Regions from separate parts of the Homo sapiens genome. Here region 2 is linked to region 1. The links are chromatin loops, found by intact Hi-C in ENCODE. Cell type or tissue: HCT116. All regions are shown on one strand. Links, peaks and the distances in the headings refer to the core of each region. The heading gives the core; the rest is flanking DNA.

Region 1 (2,911 bases), core at 140-2,639:
CTGTATCAGATTTCAGCTTTACTGGCTACAACTCTTTGTGCACTGCTTTTTTTAAATTAATGAGGCTAATAGGATTTTGATGTTTCAAGCTTTGTACACAAACCTAGCAGGCAAAAATCTTCCGTAAATGTATTCTAAGCTCTTGGCAAACTTTCCTCAGGAGCAAATATTAACTTGAGATAGTGTTTATTAGCATTTATAAAATAATCACTGTAATAGTGGTATGTAATTGGTAGAGATAAGTGCTTTTCTAAGCCAGGAATTAATCACGTTTGCATTCTTTAATAGGACCTGGTCAGAAATAATTTATTTCTTGCACAGTTTACATTTTAAATAACAATGTGATTTTCCCTGATTTCATGAAGATGCACTTCACCCTGCCTTTGCTGTGAGCACTGGAGCATGGAGAAGTGAATTCTGTATTATATAACACAGATAAAGGCTACAAGAGACTCCATAATTTGACTTTTTACCCCGTATCTCCGAGACTGGCCTAAAACTTGCAAATAGAGATTCTTCCAAATTAAACAGTCATTATGCTTCCATATTTATGAAGCATTTTTTGCTATTTTCCTACATCCTAAGAAGTACATCCTGATGCAAAACACCTGCTCCCCATAAGGCCATCCAGCCAACTGACTCCAGAAGAGAAGAAATGCTGTCAAGTTATTCAGAAGCACATTTGCAAGCAATGTAGGCTTCAGGAAGAACAAAAAGGCAAACAAACTTTCCCAATGGGCAATTTCCAGCAAGCAAAGGGAGTGACTCTTTATAGGCAAGAAAGGCCACTGCAGAAGAGTGGGGTGAGACTGAAAACACAAACAGGCAACGGCCAAAGCGTATACGAAAATAGAATTCCGACTACAACCTGCAGTGGCCAGACCAATAAACCAGCCCCTTCTCTACAGTAAATAGCCCAGGAAGCCAACCTGTTGGAAGTCAGACTTGCAGGAAGCCAGATAGCTATTTCTAGGAAGAATCCAGGGATCTAAACAATAACTTCTGTAACAACTGGCCCCAAATAGCCAAGACTTGATTAAAGAACTGACAGCTTTCCTAATTTTTTTGCCTTCTTCCAACTTAAGACCAACCAGAGAAAGCCAATTACGTGCCCCAGACCAGTCCCATAGGAGACCCTGCCTCTAGTGGGCCACCTCTGGCTTCTTCCCGCCAACAGCCTCCAATCAGGGCCACCTGAAGCCTCCCTATTCCACCAGGAAGCTTTTCTGCTCCTCTGCCTGACTTGGATTCTCTGCCAAAATGAAAGGGATGGTGGTTGACTCCCTTGCAAAGAGCAAGCTCAGGATAAATAGCCTTTGCTTCTTCTCATTTGTCTTGTCTTCATTTATATCCAGAAGTGAAATGCTCTGCCTGGCTCTTTTGTGTCTGGAGAAGCAGAGATGGGTCCAGCGGACCTCAGATATTTTCCCTCTACCTCTCTTCTCCTCCTCTTTTGCCCTCGGTTGCCCTGCTAAGATCCATCCCACCCCATTGCTCAGAATCCGCTTCTCTGCTGCAATTGTCCCAAACAGAAAAGGTCCGATCAGTTTGGCTAATCACTAGCTGGAGAGGTGTGTTCCTCTGTGAGCAAACTTTGAGGCAGACATAGACCCCTGTTCCAATGACATAACCGTGATGTTGAGATTCATTTTTCTTAGAGCACATGGCTGCTTTTCTGAGAGATGGTTTATAGAGGTCAGAAAAAGCATAGACAAAAAGCATAAAGTAAAACTTCCATGCCCACAGAAACAAGACATAACAAACAAAATAAAACTGCCCATAAACTTTAAAAAAAAAGTGTTTAACTGCCACGGTGTGAAATCCAGAATCACATGAATTAATACATAAATTGTGTTCTATTTGTTTTGGGAAGGTGTGGAATTGTCCATTTTTCAAGATAGAAATATTGTGCAAATGCAAATGTTGAACTTCTTGATAAATCTCTGCTGATAAAGAAATGTGATCTGTGTGTAATCATGCTACCTCTACTAGGAGAGCATTTGGTTGGCTCACCTGCCTGTGGGAACTTCTTAATTCACACTGACGTGTCACAGTTTCGCAAAACTTTGCTCTCAGAGTGCTCACCCTTGTTGATACTTTGATATCTCAGACATGGTCCACTGTAGTGTCTTTCTTAGGATCTGCAATTATTTAAAGCAATGTCCAAATAAGAATCGCTCCTTGGCAATAGTTTTCACTCCTTGGCAATATGTCACTGGCTACATCTGCCCAAAATCTTCATTTCTCCTTCCATCCTTTCCTCCTATTCTCTTCTTTTTCCTTCCTCCTTTTCCCTCTCTTTCTCTCCCCCATGAGGATTGCTTTTTTTCATCTGATTTAAAATTTCTAAAATAAACAGAACAGGAATCAGCACTTCCCCAGAACCAAAACTATCATATTTCAGCACACCTTGATACATATCATCTGTCATGCACCCTGGCACCTACATTCCAATGCTGTTCAACCTTCGGGGGGCAGAAAAACCAGATGCCACCTGGAGATTGCCAATCCAAAAGCCTTGGCTGGTCTTCTTTCTTCTACCCTTTGAACTGCATAGAGCCACTGGATAATATTTCTTGATCCCTCATCTGGAAGATTTGTGTTTTGAAGAGATGTAAGATTTGTGGGTTGACAAGATGATCTTTTAGCTTCAAGCTCCAACTCAGGGCTTAAAAGGAAACACAAGCTGGTAGGAAAATACATTGAGGGACTATATAACTTATTGTCTTAAGCCAGGACATTTTTGAGAGTGACAGGCGGTGCTATGATAATTTCAGTGGGATCATAAAAATGAACCTGGACATCCTGGGCAGACCAGAATATACTGTCACCTTGTCTGTGGGGTACGACAAAACGGCATCAGGTGCTTAAAAGTAAGGTCTGCACACATCACCCCAAGCAAGTTCCTCCG
Region 2 (2,911 bases), core at 288-2,787, 580 kb after region 1:
AAAGCTTGGTTCTGTGCCTCAGGGCTGAGTTTAAAGCCAAGAATGAGTTGAGTCTGGGAGTGTGGAAGCACTACCTGTCTGAGTGGGCGTTAAGACGCTTCTCTGGAGTAAATGAAAGTTAATCAGGAGAAGAAAAGAGGCTGTACAGAATTCAGAACATGATTTCAGGTTTAAGGGAAGGCAGAAACACCCGAGGGTTACTGTTTGCACAGGGAACTAAGCTGTCACCTGGCCCCGGGCTCCTGAGGCCTCCTTGGCTTCGCCTGCGTCCACACCTGTAGCCCCCCCGCCACACCCCACCCACCTCCGGGCCTCCGGAGACGGGGCTGGGCCGGGCGCATTTTCCCGGACTTTTCGATCGCCCTCAGCCTTGACTGCCGCCCTGGACTGGAAGGAAGAGGCAGCGGGCAGAAGCCTTTCCCAGCCAAAGACCGCGGGTGGCCACGTGCTCAAGACTGGTCTGCGTTTTCAGTCCCGGGGCGCGAGGTGGGCTGGGAGGCTCTGGAAGGCGGGTCCCAGGTGGACGCGAACCGGGGGAGGAAGGGATCCGGGCGGGGCAGCAGCTCACCTGGGGCGGAACAGGTGTTCGGGCGGCGCCACCGAGGAGTCCGCGCGTCTCCCCGCCCTGACCCCCGATCGCTCCCCGCGGGCGCTGGCGCTGGAGGAGGGCGGGGGCCGTGGAGCCGCGGCCGCCCGGATCGCCCTGCGGACCCGCGCCGGGGACTGGGCTCTGCCGGGGCCAGCGCGGGGCGGTCGTGTGGTTGATCATCATACCCGGAGGAAGCCCTGAGGGCCGTAGGGGCGTCTTCCCCGTCGCAGGCTACCCGCGGACCTGGCCCCCAGGTCCCCGCCACCTGTCGCCAGCCGCGGCCCCGGCCGACCTCTGCGCGGCGGGGAGGGAAGCGCGCTCTGGTCCCAACCCGACCCCCGCCTCGCCTCCGGGAGAGGCGCAGACGCCGGCCGCACGCTCGCCCCCCAGCCACGGGGACCCGCGCGTAGTCCGCTCGGACGGCCCTGGGGAGCGTCCCCGGACGGAAGCAGTGCGGGCGGGACTGTGGGGCGGCCCGGGCCCTTTCGAGCCCCTGCCGGGCACCGCTGGCGACGTTGGCCCCGGGACCCCTGGAGCCGCAGCCGAGGCGCAGCAGCCCCTCTCGGAGGCGACTTCCCGCGGCGCCAGCCGCGCTGCCCGACTCCGGCCGTGGAGCCCGGGCGCCACCTGCTGGCCGACACGAGGACGGCGGCTCTCGCGCGGGGCCTGGTGGGCCTGGGGCCCGGGCACTGGGAACCCGAGGAGCAATCCGTGGGGTGGAGGAGGTCCCGGGAGAAAACGCCAGGGAGTGCGGCCTTTCCAAATGAGTGCTGCTCCAGCATGTGTACAGCCGTTTCCACGTGTGGATCTCATGTAATCTTTGCTACTGCATAGCATAGACAGGATCCCCTTTTGCAAATTAGTAGTTGCTGCCAACCTCTATGCTAGGTGCTGTCCCAGAGATTTTTAAAAAGATCAGACAGGATCCTAGTCTCAAAGAGACTATGCTTGGATTGTGGGGATAAATGAATTGTGAAGTCACATGAAAGCCAGAATGCTTTCCCTTCTCTTTCCTGGATGTTTTGTTAAATTTTGTTTTAATTTTTCTGAACTGCTTAATAACTATTAACCAAGAACGCCAGTGTTAGTTAAAGCAGTGGGAGGTGGGAGTCGGCCTCCTTTTCTTATTCCAAATCCTAATGAGAATCGATCACATTTCTTCCATTTAGTAGGATGTGACTGTAGGCTTCTGTTGTAATAGATACTGTTTCTCAATTTTTGGAAGAGCCTTTCAATTGCTAGGCTTGTTGGAAGGGGTTTTTTTTTTTTTTTTTTTTTGAGAATTTTAAATCATAATTCGTGAGTCAATTGGTAAAATACTTTTGACTGCATTTACTGATATTATTTTTGTCTGGTGGATTACACTGATATTTCTGATACTGAACTAGCCATGCATTTCTGAAATAACTCCTACGTGAACATCATATATTATTACTTTTTATATCCACCGTGGATTCTGTTAGCCAATATTTTATTTTTGAAAATGAAATGGAACTGTGATTTACTTTCTTGTGTTGTCTGTAACTGGTTTTTGAATCAAGATCATACTAACCTCAAGCAATAAATGTACAGGTCAGTTTACATTTAATTTTAGCGTTCAAAGCCATGAGTGCATCCCTGAAGGTCGGCTAACGTGTAGTCTGTCTATTTCAGAGGTGAGCATTGAGTAGCCAACAGCACACAACCAGGCAGTGGGCAGACGAACTCAGTCCAGCGCTTTTTCAGGAACATAAAAAGGACTTTCAAGTAGAGGGTGAAGATGTAGACTCTAATAGAAAATAATATTCTTGTCAATAAGGAGCTGCTTTATAGAGCTTTTAAAATCCACAGCTAATAATTTGTGCGGCTCTCTGCAGGGCAGGTGCAGAGCCATCCCAATCCCCTTCAGCTTGACACCCCATACATCCTTCCAATTTTTGATGCATTTTGCTACCGGAAAAGGGGTTTCAGACTTTGAGTGTCTTTCTGGATGCTGATCCAGAAAAGGTGTTGGATGTTTTTCTATTTCATCATAAAGATACTTTGAAGACCAGGGGCAGTGGCTCACGCCTGTAATCCCAGCACTTTGGGAGGCCAAGGTGGGTGCATCGCTTGAGCCCTGGAGTTCAAGACCAGCCTGGGCAACATGGCAAAACCCCATCTCTACTAAAAATACAAAAGTTAGTTGGGTGTGGTAGTGCACGCCTGTAGTCCCAGCTACTCAGGAGGCTGAGGTGGGAGGATCTCTTGAGCCCAGGAGGTCAAGGCTGCATGATTGTGCCACTGCACTGCAGCCTGAGTGACAGAGCGAGACCCTGTCTCAGAAAACTAATTAATTAATTA

The links. Hi-C counts contacts between places; a loop is a spot of excess contacts. Peaks named below come from ENCODE experiments on the same cell type or tissue, not always from the same donor. Only the 100,000 strongest peaks of a DNase experiment are listed, where the experiment ranks them.
Region 2: it touches region 1 in a loop (2.4-fold over the local background); 6 of 110 quality-filtered maps call a loop at or near these places.

Annotation. Positions count from the first base shown.
Region 1 is chr2:8,103,371-8,106,281 of GRCh38, forward strand. The region is part of intron 7 of LINC00299 (long intergenic non-protein coding RNA 299); the gene reads right to left. Among named protein-coding and RNA genes, the nearest start is that of LINC00298, 130 kb to the left of the region's middle. In HCT116, for the core only: no CTCF peak of the experiment used is centred there; no DNase peak of the experiment used is centred there; H3K27me3 peaks cover 2,105 bases.
Region 2 is chr2:8,684,717-8,687,627 of GRCh38, forward strand. No RefSeq gene overlaps it. Among named protein-coding and RNA genes, the nearest start is that of ID2, 4.1 kb to the left of the region's middle. RefSeq lists enhancers at 1-652, 653-1,442 and silencers at 947-1,006, 1,027-1,246. In HCT116, for the core only: a CTCF peak has its summit at 1,227 (motif pointing left); a DNase peak (open chromatin) is centred at 1,245; H3K4me3 peaks cover 1,291 bases; H3K27ac peaks cover 948 bases.